Regions from separate parts of the Homo sapiens genome. Here region 2 is linked to region 1. Evidence: chromatin loops called from intact Hi-C (ENCODE). Cell type or tissue: dorsolateral prefrontal cortex. All regions are shown on one strand. Links, peaks and the distances in the headings refer to the core of each region. The heading gives the core; the rest is flanking DNA. Region 1 has its middle 13 kb from the start of EPCIP. Region 2 overlaps SYNJ1 (synaptojanin 1).

Region 1 (10,119 bases), core at 1,275-9,274:
CAAAAAAAAAATCTAGGATCGCCACATCAATTTTAGACAAAATAACAATAAAGAGGGTAACTAACATTCTGATTATCTAGAAAAGAGAGTAACTAACATTCTGTTGTTTAGAACAACAATTCTAGAGTAGAGGGCATCATATAAAATAGCGTCAAGGAGGAATAAGTTCCAGTGTTCTATACCATTGTAGGATGACTGTAGTCAAAAATAATATGTGGTTTCAAACAGCTAGAAGGAGGATATCAAATGTCCCCCATACAAACGAATGATAAATGTTTGAAATGATGGATATGCTAATTCTTGTTATTCTGATCACTATACTTTATATGTACCAAAACATCACTATGTGCCCCATAAATGTGTACAATTATTACATGTCAACTTAAATATATATAAAGCAATAATTCTAAAACAAGAGATTCTAAAATTAAATGGAAACATAGTGGGCTAAGAGTAGCTAAGGCAATCTTGAAGAACACTTCGGAGCTATTAAAATTTATAAAAGACCTATCATAAAACTCTAGTGGCCAAGACAGTAAGGTATCGGTACAAGAATGAAAAAAAACAATAGAACAGAATGGTGAGTTGAGAAACAGACCCACATATATACAGTCATCCAATTCATAAGAAATTGACAATCAGACAATTAAATTTGTTTAAAATCTTGACCCCTGACTCACACCAAAGATGAAAATCAATTCCAGACAGATCATAGATTAAATGTATTGGGTTAAACCATATGAAACTCCTATTTTTTATGTTGACTATTAGTAATTTCATATGGTTTAACTTAATAAAACAGTAAAACTTTTGTGATAGAGCATGGGAAAATATTTTCATGAAACTGAAGTAGCCAAAGGTCTATTTAACCAACACAAAAAATGTGATAATCATAGAGAAAAAATAAGTAAATTAAAACACATTAATATTAAAAACTTTCGGCCAGGCGCAGCAGCTCATGCCTGTAATCCCAGCACTTTGGGAGGCCAAGGGAGGTGGATCACCTGAGGTCGGGAGTTTGAGACCATCCTGACCAACATGGAAAAACTCCATCTCTACTAAAAACACAAAATTAGCCGAGCATGATGGCGCACGCCTGTAATCCTAGCTACTCAGGAGGCTGAGGCAGGAGAATCACTTGAACCTGGGAGGCAGAGTTTGTGGTGAGCTGAGATCACTCCATTGCACTCCACCCCAGGCAACAAGAGTGAAACTCTGTCTCAAAAAATAAAAAAGATTAAAAACTTTTGTTCATCAAAAGACAGTGTTAAGAGTGAAAAGTTAAGCCACAGAGTGGGAGAATATATTTAAAATACATGTATTCAACAAAGGACTCATTCAGATTATATAACGAACTCCTACAAAGCGATTTGTATTAAATGTCAGACAACCCAAAAGAAAAAAATGGGCAGAATTATGAGCAATTATGTCACCACACAAAGAAGATAGCCTTCAAATAGTTATCAAGAAAATGTCACCTAGGACCACAATTGTGTACACAAGAATGACTAAAGGGAAGAAGACACTATCAAGTGTGGGCAAGAGTGAGGAACAACGGGGACCCTCATATACTACTGGTCGGGGTGTAAAATGGCCCACCCACCTTAGAAAACTGTCAGGCGACATCTACTAAAGCAGAAACATATGTGTAGTCTGTGACCCAGCAATTTCAATCTTGGATGTATACTCAACAGAAATGTATATACATGTTCACCAAAACACATTTAGGAGAATGTTCATGGCTTCACTATTTATAATAGTAAAAGAACTGGATACAACCCACATGCCCATCTATAGTAGAATGGGACTAGGTACAGTGGCTCACGCCTATAATCCCAGCACTTTAGGAGGCCAAGGCAGAAGGATCGCTTGAGCCCAGGAGTTCAAGATTAGCCTGGGCAACATAGTGAGATCCCACTCTACAAAATAATTTTTTTTTAAAGATGAAAAATTAGCTGGGCATGTTGGCATATTCTTGTAGTCCCAGCTACTCAGGAGGTTGAGGTGGTAGGAACCCTTAAGCCCAGAAGTTGGAGGATACAGTGAACCATGATTGTGCCACTGCACTCTAGCCTGGGTGACAGACCAAGATCCTGTCTCAAACATTAAAAAAAATAAAATTAAAATAGTAGAATGGGTAAATAAATTGTGTAATATCCACACTTAGAATAATATTCAACAGTCAGTGAGAGCGAATCATCTGTAACTGTCTAAGACTACTCAGGCCCTATAACAAAACATCACCTATTGGATGACTTATAAAAACAGACATTTATTCCTCATGGTTCTAAAGGCTGGAAGTTCAAGATCAAGGTGCCAGCAGATTTGATGTCTGGTGAGGGGCACTTTCTGGTTCATAGATGGTGCCTTCTTGCTGTGTCCTCACATGATGGAAGAGAGAAAACGCTGGTCTCTCAGCTTCTTCTAAGGGCACTAAGTCCCATTCCTGAAGGCTCTACCCTTATGACGTAATCGCCTTCCAAAGGCCCTGCTTTCTAATACCATCGTCTCAAGAGTTAGAATTTCAACCTGTGAATTTTCAGACCAAAGCAAGAATATAAAGCACTCAAAAACAACCTCAGATATATATATAGAGAGAGAAAGAGAGACATTTTATATTTGCATATCAATAAATAGAACTGGGAAAATTAGTTTTTCATATAAAAAGTTATACCTAAATCATGCCATACTCAAAATTAATTATAGATAGATTTAAAACTCCAATGTGAAAAGGAAAGCTTTAAAACTTTGGGAAGAAAATATCAAAAATATCTTTATAAATTCAGAATAGTGAAGGACTCTGGGGCCAGGCTATCTGGGTTCCAGTCTCAGCTCTATGACTTACTAGCTGTGTGAGCTTGGACAGTTTCTCCCTACTCTTTACTTTCCACGTATGAAAAATAAGGAGAATAATGGCACCTTCTCACAGGGTCATTGAGAGGATTAAATGAATAATATGCATAAACTGTTTAAAATACTGACTGACACTTATTAAGTGCTATATGGGTTTTTGTTGTTTTATGAGTAGTACTGGTAGTTGTTATAAGGGACAGATACTTTCCAGTTGGAAGATATATGTTTTTAAAAGTTCAGAAAGTCTAGTAATTAAGGGAAGAAATGGATAATCAATATTGAAAGATAGCAAAAAAGAAAAATATAATAAAGAAAGGACAAATTAAGAATTTGTGAGCCCCTCATGTAAAAAACCAGACTAATGTAAATAAGCTGAATTACTCTATTAATCATTTAATCTGTGTATGTCTCCCCCACTGACCCCCAAGCTGTCCCTAACCAAGAATACCATGGGATTGTGTTCTTGTCTGCTTTCTTCCTGCTGTACTTCCACATTCTGAAATGCATTCCACAGGCAGGTGCATCTTGGGTTTCCAATAAAAATCAACCGACCAAGGGGGCGGAATCTCCAGGCTTGAACCCTCAAATACAGACAGGATTATGTGTTCTTTTTCTATTGGGAGGCATAGTTTTCTGGTAGGATACTGGCAAATCAGAAACAGCAAAACAGAGTCTTCTCAGGAGTTCAATAGACTTTGCAGCAAGACTCTTTTATATGCTCAAAATTTAAAATCATTCATGCACTTCTTCATTTTTAAAAAATAGTCTTTTAAGTTTATAGTATTTTCTTATGTTTTTCCAATATTGAAAAACTGCAATGTACAGTATTCTTATTCTCCTGCCAAAACAAATAGCATATTATTGCAGCTGTAACATTTTATGTCTTTGCCACAATAACTGTGGTTTTCCGCAGTAATTTTGCTATTATGCTATGATTTTTATTAGAAAATGTATTACTGCCATCTTAATTTTCTTAGCCAGTTTAACACATTTATGGCTTTTCTGCTTTGGCAAAGTGGTATTTCAAATACTGAAGAATAACTTTTTTAAATTCTATAAATCCTGGATGAAATTTAAACCATAAATTTCATTTCTGAATAATCAAATCAGAACATTACTGCAACTGTGTCATCGCCTAAAGCCAGTAATATTCCATGAGTTTGTAATAACATTATTTTGAGCAAGTCACACAAGGGGTAGTTTAGTGATCTGAAATGTCCAGGGTTTGCTATTTTTTCCCCAATAGTCCTTTTTTTTTTTTCTAAGATGGAGTCTCACTCTGTTTCCCAGGCTGAAGTGCAGTGGCATGATCTCAGCTCACTGCAAACTTCGCCTCCCGGGTTCAAGCTATTCTCCTGCCTCAGCCTCCCAAGTAGCTGGGATTACAGGCTCCTGCCACCACACGCAGCTAATTTATGTATTTTTAGTAGAAGACGGGTTTTCACCATGTTGACCAGGCTGGTCTTGAACTCCTGACCTCATGATCTGCCCTCCTCAGCCTCCCAAAGTGCTGGGAGGCGCAAAGTGCAGGCGTGAGCCACCATGCCCAGCCTCTTCCCCAATATTCTTGAAGAGATTTATAACAACACCGAATCTCAGATTTGATGGCTACCTGTTGAGAGAAATCAAGGAATGAGGAAGAATTTGAATGAGGAATGCAGGTGGCCTTTCTCGCCATCCTTTTGCCTAGTGGCCCCCTTTTTCACCAAGACAAGAGGCTGGTTTTTGTTTCTGGTTTTATCACATCAGACTCTGGCTCATAGCAAAAGCAGTCAGTCTCCTGTTGCTGCTTCATGGATAGCGCCTCTAACAGGCATTAATTTTTTGTTGTTGTCGTTATGGAGGAGTGTCAGCATACACTCTAATAGAACAGTCTGGAAAGACAAGTGTTGTTGGTAAACCCTAGGGACGTGAGAATCAAGTGTCACCAGTAGGTGGAGGACTTGATCAGAAATACACATGCCTTGGGGCCTATACGGAGTTGCCTGCTCAGCTATGGTTTGAAGCAGAATCTGAGGGGATGCTCATGGTCCAGTTTGGCAAATATCAGGGTGTGGTTATTTAGATGAGGCACAAGACTAACTGGAAGTGTGGGACATAAGTGAAAGATGGCACCAGGAGGTTGAAACTGTCCCTTAAACTGAGTCCTACAGGCACCCTCCCTTGGGTGACGGAGCCCCAGTTATTCCTGTGCACCCTCATAGTCTTCTGAGCCAGGGCCCTCTCCCCAGCTAGGTGGCTGATGCCCCAGAACACACCGTATGTGAAACTGTCAGTGGATTCCAGGCACCCGTCCTTTAGTAGGCAGCTAGCAGATCCCCAGCTTAGCAGAAGGCACAGGTTTGGTGGAGACTCAGAAACTAAGCCCAGCAAGTTCCCTCATCAGTGGCTCTCCACCTGGATACATAAACAACTTTTACAATGGTTGTTTAAATAACAGAGCTAGTTCGTCGCCCAGATCTCCTGTGTGTCCTCTCCGTCTTTTTTTTTTTTTTTTTTTTTTTTTGAGACGGAGTCTCGCTCTGTTGCCCAGACTGGAGTGCAGTGGCACGATCTCGGCTCACTGCAAGCTCCGCCTCCCGGGTTCACGCCATTCTCCTGCCTCAGCCTCCCGAGTAGCTGGGACTATAGGCGCCCACCACCATGCCCAGCTAATTTTTTGTATTTTTATTAGAGACAGGGTTTCACCGTGTTAGTCAGGATGGTCTCGATCTCCTGACCTCGTGATCCGCCCGCCTCGGCCTCCCAAAGTGTTGGGATTACAGGCGTGAGCCACCGCGCCCAGCCTCCTCTCCCTCTTAGACATATATTTTGCACACTGAGCTATTTGCACAATCAGGATTAACAAGCAAATAGCTGATGGAGGAAGGGTGAATTGGCTCTCTCTGCTTCAGCTGGGACATCCGTCTTCTTCTGCCCTTGGACATCAGCTCTCCAGCTTCTCGGGTCTTTGGGCTCAGACTTAGACTCACATCATTGGTTCCTCTGGGTCTCAGGCTTTTGGGCTGGGACTGAAACTATACCACTGGCTTTCCTGGACCTTCAACTTCCAAATGGCAGATGGAGGGACTTCTCAGCCTCCACAATTATGTGAGCTAATCCCTCATAATAAATCCCTTTCTTTACATCTATATATAGCCTATCAGTTCTGTTTATCTAATACATTTCCTTTCTGATTTCTTCAATTACTTCTTCTTTACAGCTTTAATGAGACATAATTCAAATACTACACAATTCACCCATGTAAAGTGCAAACTTCGTTGGTTTTAGTGTATTCACAGAATTGTGTAACCATCACCACAATCAATTTTAGAAGCTTTTCATCACCCCAAAAATAAACCCATGCCCATTAGCAGTCATTCCCCATTTCATCTCACCTCCAGCCCTAGGAAATCACCAATCTATTTTCTGTCTCTATGGATTTTCCTATTCTGGACATTTCATATAAATGAAATCATACCATATGTGGTGCTTTCACACTGGCATTTTGCACTTAGATAATGTTTCAAGGTTTATCCATGTGGCAGTATGTATCAGTACATCATTCTTTTTCGGTGCTGAATAATATTCCATTGTGTGGATATACCACATTTTATTTATCTATTCATCAGTTGATGGACATGGGTTGTCACCACTTTGGGGTATGATGAATAATGTTGCTATGAACATTCATGTACAAGTTTTTGTGTGAACATGTATTTCACTTCTCTTGGGTACATACCTCCCAGTGGAATTGCCTGGTCATATGGTAACTCTATCTTTAACCTTTCAAGGAACTGTCAGACTGTTTTCCGAGGTGGCTGCACCATCTATGACAGGCTGAGCATCCCTAATCTTAAAATTTCACATCCAAAATACTCCAAAATCTGAAAATTTTAAGCACCAACATGATGCCACAAGTGGAAGATTTCTCACCTGACCTCGTGTGATGGGTCGCAGTCAAAATGCAGGTGCACAATGCTGAAGATAACATAGTTAACACTGCAGAAAAATTGCCTCTAGACGACATAATGAAAACGTGTGATGGGCTCATTGAAGGACTAGAGCACCACGCATTCATAACAGAACAATAAATCATATCAGGTTTATAAAGTCAAAGAGAGACTTCTAAGACAAGAACAATTTACGCTTGACATTTATGCTTTAACGAGGCAGTTGATTCTGGAGGAAACATCTTTAAAAGCCATCCATCAGAATGCCTCCTGAGCCCCAGAGGACCCACTTCCTGGTCTCTCAATTGCTTCTGAAGTTTCTTCTCATCTAAAAAAATAAAATACAGTGCACAGTAACCTTTTCATCAAAACACAGCATCGTAGGTGGAGCCTGAAAACCTGCTGTTGTTTGTTGCTACTGCTGTTAAGCAGCTGATTCAGCTATTCCAGGGATGCTACTGAGCAGCTTGGTTGCCCTGAACACATTATGTTTTCACTGCATTGATGGCATTCCATGTTTTATTTATTTACTTTTTATTATACTTTAAGTTCTAGGGTACATGTGCACAACTTGCAGGTTTGGTACATAGGTATACATGTGCCATGTTGGTTTTCTACACCCATCAAGTCATCATTTACATTAGGTATTTCTCCTAATGCTATCCCTCCCCCAACCCCCCACCCCCTGACAGGCCCCAGTGTGTGATGTTCCCCACCCTGTGTCCAAGTGATCTCATTGTTCAGTTCCCATCTATGAGTGAGAACATGCAGTGTATGGTTTTCTGTCCTTGCGATAGTTTGCTCAGAATGATGGTTTCTAGCTTCATCCATGTCCCTGCAAAGGGCATGAACTCATCCTTTTTTATGGCTGCATAGTATTCCACGGTGTATATGTGCCACATTTTCTTAATCCAGTCTATCACTGATGGACATTCGGGTTGGTTCCAAGTCTTTGCTATTGTGAATAGTGCCACAATAAACATACGTGTGCATGTGTCTTTATAGTAGCATGATTTACAATCCTTTGGGTATATACCCAGTAATGGGATTGCTGGGTCAAATGATAATTCTAGTTCTAGATCCTCTAGGAATCACCACACTGTCTTCCACAATGGTTGAACTAATTTACACTCCCACCGACAGTGTAAAAGCTTTCCTATTTCTCCACATCCTCTCCAGCATCTGTTGTTTCCTGACTTTTTAATGATTGCATTTCTAACTGGTGTGATATGGTATCCCATTGTGGTTTTGATTTGCATTTCTCTGATGACCAGTGATGATGAGCACATCATCATGTGTCTGCTGGCTGCATAAATGTCTTCTTTTGAGAAGTGTCTGTTCATATCCTTTGCCCACTTTTTGATGTGGTTGCTTGTTTTTTTATTGTAAATTTTTTTGAGTTCTTTGTAGATTCTGGATATTAGCCCTTTGTCAGATGGGTAGATTGCAAAATTTTCTCCCATTCTGTAGGTTGCCTGTTCAGTCTCATGGTAGTTTCTTTTGCTGTGCAGAAGCTCTTTGTTTAATTAGGTCCCATTTGTCTATTTTGGCTTTTGTTGCCATTGCTTTCAGTGTTTTAGTCATGAAGTCCTTGCCCATGTGGTCCTGAATGGTACTGGATGGCATGCCATATTTTCTACTGATCAGTACTCATGCAAATAAGTGTAAGAAAATGATTTTTATTTATTTATTTATTTATTTATTTATTTATTTTTAAGACAGAGTCTCGCTCTGTCGCCCAGGCTGGAGTGCAGTGGCATGATCTTGGCTCACTGCAACCTCCACCTCCTGGGTTCAAGTGATTCTCCTGCCTCAACCTCCCAAGTAGCTGGGATTATAGGCCCGTGCCACCACGCCTGGCTAATTTTTTGTATTTTTAGTAGAGATGGGGTTTTACCATGTTAGCCAGGATGGTCTTGATCTCCTGACCTCATGATCTGCCCTCCTCAGCCTCCCAAAGTGCTGGGATTACAGGCGTGAGCCACCGCACCTGGCCAAAAATGATTTTTATCACTAGCATATATATTCAGAGTCTGGAATAACAGTGATACCAAACAGCAATGCCCACACGGGTGGCTGAGATAGTGACACTTGCTTTCAGATGGTTCAATGTATACAAACTGTGTTTCATGCAAAACATTATTTTAAATATTGTATAAAATAACTTTCAGGCTATGTGTATCAGGTGTATTTGAAACATAAATAAATGTCCTGTTTAGATTTGGGCCCCATCCCCTTATATCTCTCATTATGTACATGCAAATATTTCAAAATCCAAAGAGCATCTGAAATCCAAAACACTTCTGGTCCCAAATATTTTGGATAAGGGAAACTTAACCTGTACTTCTTATCTTAAAAGTTTATTTACTATTCAATTAATTTTTACCTCATTTTCCTATGATTTTATTTTTAAGAATTTATTAATCCCATATAGACTTCATTCCATATATAGTGACAATCTATATTTGCATTTTCCTCCAAATTCATAGCCAGTGATTCCAAATTATTGCTGAGTAATCCTTAATCTCCTCAGTAATATATATTTTCTTCTTTTATATATCAATTCAAAACAACATTTTTCAGACACAGGGTCTCACTGTGTTGTTCAGGCTGGCCTCGAGCTCTTGGGCTCCAGTGATTATCCCAAATAGCTGAGACTACAGGTGTGCACCGCCACCTGTGGTTACAGTCTGTCTCTGTTCATGTCAGTACTGCACTATTTCAGTGACTGCCATTTTGATTTTTGTGTTTTGGTGGGTTTTTTTTGTTTTGTTTTTTGTTTTTTGTTTTTTTTGACAGAGCCTTGCTCTATTGCCCAGGCTGCAGTTCAGTGGTGGATCTCAGCTCATTGCCACCTCCAACTCCTGGTTCAAGGATTCTAGTGCCTCAGCCTCCCAAATGGCTGCGGTACCAGGTGCATGCCACCACACCAAGCCAATTTTTGAATTTTTAGTAGAGACAGGGTTTTGCCATGTTGGCCAGGTTGGTCTTGAACTCCTGGTCTCAAGTGATCCACCCACATCAACCTACCAAAGTATCATTTTGTTTTAATAAGTCAAATGACTAATCCCCCCTTATTATTCTTCATATTTTGAATATTTTCTTTATTATCTCATTGAACTTCAGAATACTTGTATCAACTCCTTCGATATTTGTATCAATTTCCATTGGATTTTTAAAATCACTATTGAATTAGCTCTCTAAATTAAGTTGAGAGAAGTTGTTATTTATTGCTGGCTGGGCACAGTGGCTCGCACCTGAAATCCCAGCACTTTGGAAGGCTGAGGCAGGCTGATTGCTTGAGCTCAGGAGTCTGAGACCACTATGGGTAACA
Region 2 (10,119 bases), core at 1,114-9,113, 170 kb after region 1:
ATAAGATAATCTTCCCCTGAAATCCAGCCATCCCATGGCCAGACTCCTCTCCAAAACTGTGCTGCCAAGCTGTCCCTTTGAAGTCAAGCTGCTTCTCTCTGACATCCAGCTGCCTCTCCTCTCTCTGCCAGCTGAGCCTGGGGTTTTTATGGGCACAGGATTGGGGGCAAGGCAGGCCATGGGTGGTTTTGGAAAAAGCAACATTCGAGCGAGAAAACAGGGATATAAGTTCTCATTTGGGGCTGTGGTAACAGACTTTTTGGCTTGAGGGTGGGACCCAGCAAAGGGACCCACCCACTTCTGCCCAGAATTTCCCTGTCTCCTGTCCCTATGGGTATGAAAAATGCTATGTCTCAGGTTATTTTTCTAAGCTTTGTTCCATTCAGCTAGAAGTGTTCATCAGACGCATACAGATTTCTTCTGAGAGCATCCAGCATGTAATAGACATTTAATGGATGACTGTCTGAATGAAAACAGAACTTGTTGCTGTTTGGGAATAACTTACTTTGTATATGTTTATTTTAGGTTTTTAGAGGATTTTTAGAAGGAAAGGTAACCTTTGCTCCGACATATAAGTATGACTTGTTTTCTGACGACTATGACACCAGTGAAAAGTGCCGCACCCCTGCCTGGACAGACCGTGTCCTTTGGAGAAGGAGGAAATGGCCTTTTGATAGATCAGGTTGGGAAATGGGCTTCTTTATTTAAATGAACTAATGTAAACTTATGAGGAAGCAGGGAATGACATAATATCAAATGAGGAGAATATTGTTTTTCAAGAAACATTAACTGGAATAGAATAAATAAAATTTAAATATGTCAGATTTTTAGAAATATCAGATCTGTTTATAATAACTTATTTAATTTTTCAGCCTATTTTCATATAATTTCATGTAAAGAGAAGCAAGGAAATATTTTTGTGAAATTTTTAATTGAAGCTAATTTAGGTTTTTAAGCTAACTTTAGTGGTTTGCATATGTTTTGAACTGCCACTTGTCTCTTGAATTGTTTATGAAACACCATTTAGTCCCAGTCCTTTAAGTAATCTTGGAAATAAAGCCAGATCTTAATTTTTACTAAATAAAGCATAAAATGATAACTTTACCAAAACCTTTCGAATTTAAAGGTATTTAGACTGCCTGCCTATTACCAAGTGTTTCTGGCATTCCAGCCTCAAACCACTGAAGCTCATGAAAGGAAGGAGAATGCCTCTTTGCTCTACACGATCTGTCCTGCTTATACAGCTTCTCTTGTGTTTTCATTTCTTCTGACTGCAGCTGAAGATCTAGATCTTCTAAATGCTAGTTTTCAAGATGAAAGCAAAATTCTGTACACGTGGACTCCAGGCACTTTGCTGCACTATGGAAGAGCTGAGCTGAAGACTTCTGACCACAGGTTTAAGCAGTCTCAGTTTTTCTAATAGTGTTTGAAATTTGTTTGAAATACACCCTTTTAAAAACATTTCTAATACATCTATCTTCCTTTATGCCTTAAGGCCTGTCGTTGCCCTGATTGATATAGATATATTTGAAGTTGAAGCTGAAGAGAGGCAAAACATTTATAAAGAAGTAATTGCAGTTCAGGGTCCACCAGATGGTACAGTATTGGTCTCAATCAAAAGTTCTTTACCAGAAAATAATTTTTTTGATGATGCCTTGATTGATGAGCTTCTGCAGCAGTTTGCAAGTTTTGGTGAAGTTATACTTATAAGGTAAGATGTTTATTATGCAAAAGTAGCTTGTGATTCATAAACAATCATTTCTATATAGAAATCACCTTATTTGGGGAAGGAGAGAATTTTAAAAAAGAAAGATACCACCTTATTTAGTGTTTAGTATATGAGTATTTTTATTTCCAAACTAAAGCAAGATCATACTGTGGATATTATTCTGTAGGTTTTTATAACTGAATTCTCAACTTAGAAAGTTTAAATGAATAGTGAAACTTTTTTTTTAAGACAGGGTCTCACCCAGTCACCCAGGCTGGAATGCAGTCATGTGTTCATGTCTCACTGCAGCCCCAACCACCCAGGCTCAAGCAATTCTCCCACCTCAGCCTCCCAAATAGCTGGGTCTGCAAGTGCACACCACCACACCTGGCTAAGTTTTGTTTTGTTTTGTTTTGTTTTTGTAGAGGCAGGGTTTCACCATGTTGCCCAGGCTGGTCTCAAACCCCTGGCCTTAAGCGATCTGCCCAGCTCAGCCCCACAAAGTGCTGGGATTACAGGCGTGAGCCACCATACCCAGCTAAACAGTGAAACTTTATGTGAACAATTGAAAACAAAAATAGGTGCAAGTTCAGATATGAACTCTCACGATTCCTATACAATAGAACATGTAACAAAACCCTATAACAAAATGAAGCTGTGATTGCTATTTTTTTTTAAGGAGAGATAAGAATGACTCCCTCCCTGCCTCAGTTAAAGAAATTTGAGTAATTTTAAGTATGTTTAATTTCTAACAGAGATGTGATGACTAGTCAAGAGTCATTCCTTCTAGTCTTGGTTTCCCTCATTGATCTAGCCATCTGCCTTTTGCAGAACCAGATGCCTGTTTCCTTGTTTTAAAAATGTTCTCTTCCAACTATACAGCAGTTTTGAGAGACTGAATGATGTGCATGTGTGCATGTGTTTGGATTTCATAGGGAAAGAGGTACCATTAAATCCCTTTAAATACCATTCATTTGCTTAGTTAGGTATGTTTGATAGATATTTGGTGGGCAGATCTCTATACTAGTTGCTGTAGAAGAGCAGAGGAGAAATGGAAGATACAACTCCTGCTTGTAATCTAGTAGGGAAAGTCAGCATGTGTGTAATGACACCCCCAGATCCTAAAGGGCGTAGTCCACAGAATTAAGATGGTATGGCTTCTACAGAGTGAAAATCAAAGACACCTCAAGTCCTTTCAGAGAGTAAATGAACAAATGGAGAAGAAATTGTGTTTAGACTTTCCTCAAATCTTTTGACAAAGGTCTATCCCAAAGCTTTCAAATTAAACAAAACAAAACATTTCAAAAATCTTAAGGTTCTTGAAAGTACACAGTGAAATCTGCAAGTGTACAGATGACAGTATACTTTGCCAAGTACAGAAATGCCAAACCACCAGAAGCATCATGTAGACTGTGTGAGTGGGCAGCAGAGTAGCAGATAAATGTCTTCCTGAGCAAATGTAAAATACTGCACTGAGCTACAAAGAATCCAAACTGTATAAGGGATGAAAGACTCTGATACAGGAAAGGGACCTGTCTTTATAACCCAACCTCTAAAGAACTTGTTAAATTGAAGCCAGAAGGTTTCCCACAAATGTTTGTCATCATTAGGAAAAGTATTGGTAAGAAACTAAGGCATTAACCTAACATTATAAAACCATGGGGTGTCTCCAACCTGGAATATTGGTTGTTAAACCCCAAGATGACTAAGTTGGAAGAGAAAAAGCAAACACTGAAAGTCAACAAGGAGAGGATCTCTATAAGTAGTGAGAAGAAACTGATTATTACCTTTTAGTCTAGATTAAGACAGCCATTAAGGAGTGAGTAAACCCTGTGAACCCCTTTATTTTTAAATAAGAGGTTCCCTGGAAATGTGTATGGGATAAATTTAAATACATATAGATGCTTACATTAATTGAAGGAAGAGTCTAGAAGCTTTTACTGTAGTGAGTGAAAGCAGGAAGAAAATATAGCTTCCAAAAGAACTTACATAAATCAATAGATATAAGAACCAGAATCCCTTGTTAAAGTTAGAAATGTGTAAGGGGCACATTGCTGATTGAGAATAAGGACAAAGATATTAGCCCTAACCCAGGACCACAAAAGTGTTGGTACCTATCAAAGAACAAATAATGTTTGGGGTCTTAGGGGACTGGTGCAGCATAAATGTATGCTTACAGTGGTGATTATAACCTTTGGAGGAGGGATAGTCTCCATTGCCAACAATCTGAAAAAGATACCTTCGTGTAGTTAGGTAAGAATGGTCTCCCTGTGTATTTCAAAGGATAGCATCCTGCAATTTAGTTTTATGCCAAAGAAATTGAGTCAGTTGCCTTGGTCATATCTGTGGGATTGTAGAAATCGGTTCCCTCCAGGCCCTTGATTTTACCAGGGTGAAGTACTTATGCACACTTTTGTTTTGGCCTTTTCCTCTTAATATTCATAATTCATACTTTGGAATCCTAGTTTAAGTAGGGGGTTAGGGGGAGAGTGATACTCTGTGTGTGTGTGTGTGTTTGTGTGTACATGTTTTCCTCTCATTGTGGAAAAATCTGTAAAGATTTCTGAACTTGTGGTTTAACTCGCCAAATTTTCTGTAATAAGACTGATAACATCATAATTTGTTCTTTTTTGAATAATAACTTCATTACATACCTGCGACCCTCTTCAGAACTTCTTCTGTCCTTTTTATTTTTTTTTTCCTCTTGATAGTTTTTTTATTTCAAAAGTAAAAACTTGGAATCCTATCAAAGACCATTGAAGTCCCAAAAGAGTAAATGTTTGTCAATGATGAAAGACAAGGAGCATAACTTATCTAAGGCTTCTTGGGGCCAGTCTGGTTTTGTTTTCTTTCACTGGCAACTCTCATCTTTTTTGATCATAGGAAATTTTCTTCAGGGAAGTCACTGAGACAGTGAAAATACATAGTACTGGGTTGTGGGGTCCGGAGACTTGGATCCCAGCCCTGTAACATATTCTCCTTATAGAGTCACTTTGAACAAGTCACTTAACCTCTGTCCCTTTTTGCCTTGTCAATGAAATGGAGGATTGGATGGGACTGGATTAGCAGTGATCACAAATGGAGGTGCACAGACTCATTTCTTGTGGCTGTTCCATTAACATAGTATTTGAAATTGGAGTTAGAGTGTTTTTAGGGGAAGAGTGCCCTCTCCAGGTCACCACCAGCCCTACCTGCGCTCCCTCCTTTACTTTTTACTTCCTGGCCTCTTGTGGCCCTTGTTAATGATCAATAATCATGGGAGTAGTCACTGAGCTTGTTATGTCTATGGTATTAATTATGGTTTTTTATTGTTTTTCTTAAAGATTTGTAGAAGATAAAATGTGGGTTACATTTTTGGAGGGAAGCTCTGCCTTGAATGTTCTGAGCCTAAATGGTAAAGAGGTAAGGTAGCATTTGTTGATTCTAAACCATTCTGAAATTAAATGTCTGAAGATGGTATGATATTTTTATAGACATGCAGCAAGATTATCTAAATGGGAGGGGAAAAGACCTTATGGTATGTTCGAGGAGTTATTTAATGTTTTTTATTTAGACTGGATTTCTGACTAGCCTAGGCTTATTTTGGCCCCTCCCCAGAGATATTAACTGTTGATATAGACTAAGAAGGAAACATGTTTAGCACCTAATTTGATTTATTACATTTTATGATGCAAAAAGTTTTAAAGTTTTAATTGGGGGTAGTCTGGCTTATCTGTATAGTAGAAAAACATTCTATCAAGTGAAGAAAATGCATTATGTACCAGAAAACAAGGGAGAGAGGTGCTCATTATTCCTAGGAATTTGTTTCATTGGCTTGGCTTACCTAGTTATCTTCTTCAAACATAACTAAATTAATTTCCAGAGATAACAGATCCATCCCATTGAAGTATTTTAGAAATTTTTAACAAATGGAGATATTCCTAACCTGTGATTTGAAAAGTCATTGATGACGGAAACTTACATTGTTGGCCTGGAATAGTTTTACTTCTCTGAAGTGCTTCATCTGTCATTTTTTTCTGAACTCCTTTAGACCCAAATCCTAAATTTCTAAGTATATAGTCAGTGCACAAGATGGATTGTACTCTAGGCCTGATTCCTGCAGCACTGAGCAACTCTGTGAGCACTGTCCTGAGCTGCTTCTTCTGTCACATCAACTTCTTTGGAGAAAAAAAATTCTTTGTATGTATTAGGCTGGGTGCGGTGGCTCACGCCTGTAATCCCAGCACTTTGGGAGGCCGAGACAGGTGGATCACCTGAGGTCAGGAGTTTGAGACCAGCCTGGCCAACATGGCAAAAACCTGTCTCTACTAAAAATACAAGAAGTAGCCAGGCGTGGTGGTGGGCGCCTGTAATCCCAGCTGCTTGGGAGACTGAGGCAGCAGAATCACTTGAACCTGGGTGGCAGAGGTTGCAGCGAGCCGAGATTGCACCAGTGCACTCCAGCCTGGGCAACAGAGCGAGACTCTGTCTCAAAAAAAAAAAAAAAATTCTTTGTGTGTATTGCTTTTGAAATAGGTTTTGTAGAGTTTTGTTTGTTTTCCTAAATGTAATACTAGTATACTCATGTAAAATCATGTATCAGGAAACATGGAAAAGAATTAAAAATAAGACCACTCACATAATGCTACCATTCTGAAGTAATTTCTCTTAACCTTAATATTAGCATATACATATGTAAATACAAATGGGATTTTATATACACACAAACACATTAACACAAATGGGATATGCATATACGCAAACACAAATTGAAACCGTGTTATAAAGCTATTTTCTTACTACCTCTTATGACTGTGTCAGGGACATCTTAAACAAATATGTCATTTTTAATGGCTTCATTAATTTCATTTTGTGAATAAATATATACATTTATTAAACCAAACTCCTATAGACATCTAGATTATTTCCTATTCTTAATTATTAAAGCCAATATTCCAGTGAACCTCTATGTATCTTTTTGAATATTTTTTTGGTCTTCTAAATTTCTTCCTTTTCATTTGGCCCTGGTCTCTACCAAGGGGATAGTCCTAAGGAATTACATCTTAATTGGCCATTATGGTGATAGGTATTTAAGAATGCTTGTTAGTATTTTTTGATGAATATAAAAGAATTTTGTTGACTTTGAAAAGTAATATATGACTTGTAAAGCGTGTTAAGTTCTGAAATTGGATTGATTTTAGTACTCATATCTACTTGGCAAGTAAAGGATTATGAATTCTTAGGATTCTGACTTTAAAGCTCAGTGTGGATGCTAAATTACTAATAAACACAGCTGTGCCACTCAGTTCAGCAACTTTCAACCTCTCCATTATTATGCCTTCAAGGAATTCTAATATCAGTAACACTTTGAGCCAAGGAAGATCTGTACCCACAAAGGTGCCAACTGTCAGCACAGCATATTGATCACAGCTACACAGTTCATTTGCAAATACCAAAAATATTCACATCTTGTTCACATTAAGAAACTCTTCAAACAAAGGAAATTGAAACTATGTGGGAGAGAGATTAAATTTAGAAAGCAAGTTTGTTATAAGAATATGGGTTTTAAATGAGAACTCCTTTCTAGTGCACATTTTGTCCTTGACCAAAGAGTCTTGCTGTTATCAGCAAGTTTTTTTGAGAGTATTTTTTAAATACATTGACACGATCTGCTATAATTTGATTATAATGTCTTGGTTGTCTTAGATTATACTTTAGTCTAAAAGTCACCCAAATTTATAGAGAAGGCAGAGTGCCAGTTTCACAGGTAGAAGTCATTCTGTTTTTAGAATGATTAATTTTTGTTGAAGATTTAAAATGGTGTTCAGTTCTCTTAATATTCTTCTGACATTTGAAATGCTAAAACTGTATAGGTTAGCACTTAGCAGCTGACAATATAGCAGCTCTTAGGACCATATGCCAAGTTAGGAAAGACCAAATGAACAGGAACAGGAAATGCATTTTAAAGATTTTCTGCTGTCTCTTTTGTAGTTGTTTCACGTGGGAACAATTACTTAATCTGTGAATCAAAATTAAGAAAGTATAAAGTTATGTAGCAGAGTTGTTGGTGAATTTACATCTGGCCAGGAAAACATAGTGGTTGTAGCAAAGGAAACTTGCATCTCTGGGCATCCTAGAAAAGATCTTTATTTATCACCACAGGTGTTTAAAGGGAGAACTGGGAACAACCTTTAAACTAGTTTGAAATTTAGTATATGTGAAAGAACTATTTCTTTAGTTAGCTGAATTGTCTAACTAAATTAACTGTCTATACCATTGCATAGTTTAACGAAGTCAGCCTCTTTATTCCAAATTAGTTAGCTTTCATGTTAATCTTTATTTTATATCTCTTTTACTCCGCTAGTTATTGAATCGGACTATAACTATTGCTTTAAAAAGTCCAGACTGGATCAAAAATTTGGAAGAAGAAATGAGTTTAGAGAAAATTAGCATTGCATTGCCATCATCAACAAGCTCTACCCTGCTTGGTGAAGATGCAGAGGTTGCAGCAGATTTTGATATGGAAGGTTTGTTTCTTAAACACATTTACTTCTTGTAGTTCTAGATATGTTTTCTTCCAATCTGTAAAGTCTTATTTTCCAAGTTCATCTTTCTTCTTCTTCTTGGGACGTACATAGCACTATTAATTAGAATGTATTTTGGCCAGGTGCGGCAGCTCATGCCTGCAATCACAGCACTTTGGGAGGCTGAGGAGGGTGGATTGCCTGAGGCCAGGAGTTCAAGACCAGCCTGTCCAACATGGCGAAACCCTGTCTCTACTAAAAGTACAAAATTTAGCTGGGCGTGGTGGTGCATGCCTGTAATCCCAGCTACTCAGGAGGCTGAGGCAGGAGAATCGCATGAACCCAGGAGGCAGAGGTTGCAGTGAGCCGAGATTGTGCCACTGCACTCCAGCCTGGGCAACAGAGCGAGGCTGTCTCAAAACAAAACAAAACAAAACAAATTTATTTCACATCATATTGTGTTTATTTTGCGTATACTTTAAATGTATTTACCATTCTTCCATTCAAATATTAAGACCTTTACAAATGTTAATTTATATTCTTATTGGATAAATACCCAAATTAGTATTGTTGGTGTATGGTTTAGTCCCAATAATTAAAGTTGAGGTAAAAAAGTAGAAGTTCCAAAAGGGTATTCTAAGAACAGAAATGAATTTAAGTAATTACGCCGAAAATTTCCTTAAACATGATTTAAAAATGCATTTGTTTGATGGCAACATTATCAAAAGAAAAAATTTTTAAATGCATTTGTTTTCTAACACAATATGCTATTCTAGCCAGTTTTTCATTAAAATGCATACCTTAGATTATAATAATATTGTAATGCCCTGTATAGCTAGGTACCACATTTAAGAGTTGAACGTCTTACAAGGTTATCTCATTTTCACATTATCTGTTCATTTGTTTACTCAGTCCACACATATTTATGTAGTACCTTTATGCCAGATACAGCTGGGTGCTGGAGATTCGACAGCTGTGGTTCTTGCCTTTCCAGAACTCATAGCTTATTGGGTGTTACGTGTAAGTAAGCAGGCAATTATAATAAAGTGACATAAATGTGATAATGAATGGTTTTGTGGTAGCTCATGGGAAAGTTGCTTAACCTGGATTTGGGAAATTGGGCAAGCTTTCCCAGAGGAATTGAAATTTAAGTTGAGAATCCAAAGACTCAGGGAGAATGGAATTAATGCTATAGAGGAGTGATCCAAGAAGAAAGCATGTGCACAGTCTAAGTGGGGATAAAGAGGATCCAAATGGATTATGGAGGGATGTTTGTGAGGGAGTAAATGAAGAAAAGAAATGCAGAGAGAGAAGTAGGTGTGGGATGGAAGATGAATTTTGTTTCGGATATGTTGAATTTGAGATGTTCATGGAGTCAGTCAAACATGAGTCTGGTGCTCAGGAAAGAGCTCTGGAGTCAAGGCAGCTCTAATAGCCTGCAAAGCATGGGCATTTGTTAATATAACTTTGGCCAATAGGATTATGACGAGACAGAAGAGAATGAATCGAATATGGAGAAATACAGACCTGGGATTGAGTATGTGGAAACACAGAGTTTAAATATAGACAGAAGAAGGCTGCCCGTGAAAAGAAAATGAGAAGAAACAATGGCAATTGTTTCTAGAAATGTCAAAGAGCCAAGAGAAATTCATGGCTTAAAAATCAAGGAAAGAAAGTGGAGCATGGAAGGGGAGTAGTCAGTGGTGTCTTGTAACACAGAAAGATGAGAAGAAATGAGGACAGAAATGTGTCCTTCTGATTTAATAACAGGAAGGGAAGCTGTTGTTGACATTTCATGAGAGTGATCTCAGAAGTGATGAAGTCAGATAGTGGTAAATTGATATGGATGGAAGGTGAAGAAGTGGAGAAAAGTGTCTGTAGACAACTCTTTAAGAAAGTTTGGGGGGA

What was found. Peaks named below come from ENCODE experiments on the same cell type or tissue, not always from the same donor. Only the 100,000 strongest peaks of a DNase experiment are listed, where the experiment ranks them.
Region 2: it touches region 1 in a loop (3-fold over the local background); 58 of 110 quality-filtered maps call a loop at or near these places.

The regions. Positions count from the first base shown.
Region 1 is chr21:32,821,451-32,831,569 of GRCh38, reverse strand. No RefSeq gene overlaps it. Among named protein-coding and RNA genes, the nearest start is that of EPCIP, 13 kb to the right of the region's middle. In dorsolateral prefrontal cortex, for the core only: a CTCF peak has its summit at 4,773 (motif pointing right); a DNase peak (open chromatin) is centred at 4,809.
Region 2 is chr21:32,648,279-32,658,397 of GRCh38, reverse strand. SYNJ1 (synaptojanin 1) reads left to right here. Exons shown (of 33, transcript NM_203446.3): 19 at 526-682; 20 at 1,278-1,395; 21 at 1,496-1,711; 22 at 5,032-5,110; 23 at 8,052-8,214. Among named protein-coding and RNA genes, the nearest start is that of CFAP298-TCP10L, 41 kb to the right of the region's middle. In dorsolateral prefrontal cortex, for the core only: a CTCF peak has its summit at 4,887 (motif pointing left); no DNase peak of the experiment used is centred there; H3K27ac peaks cover 2,529 bases.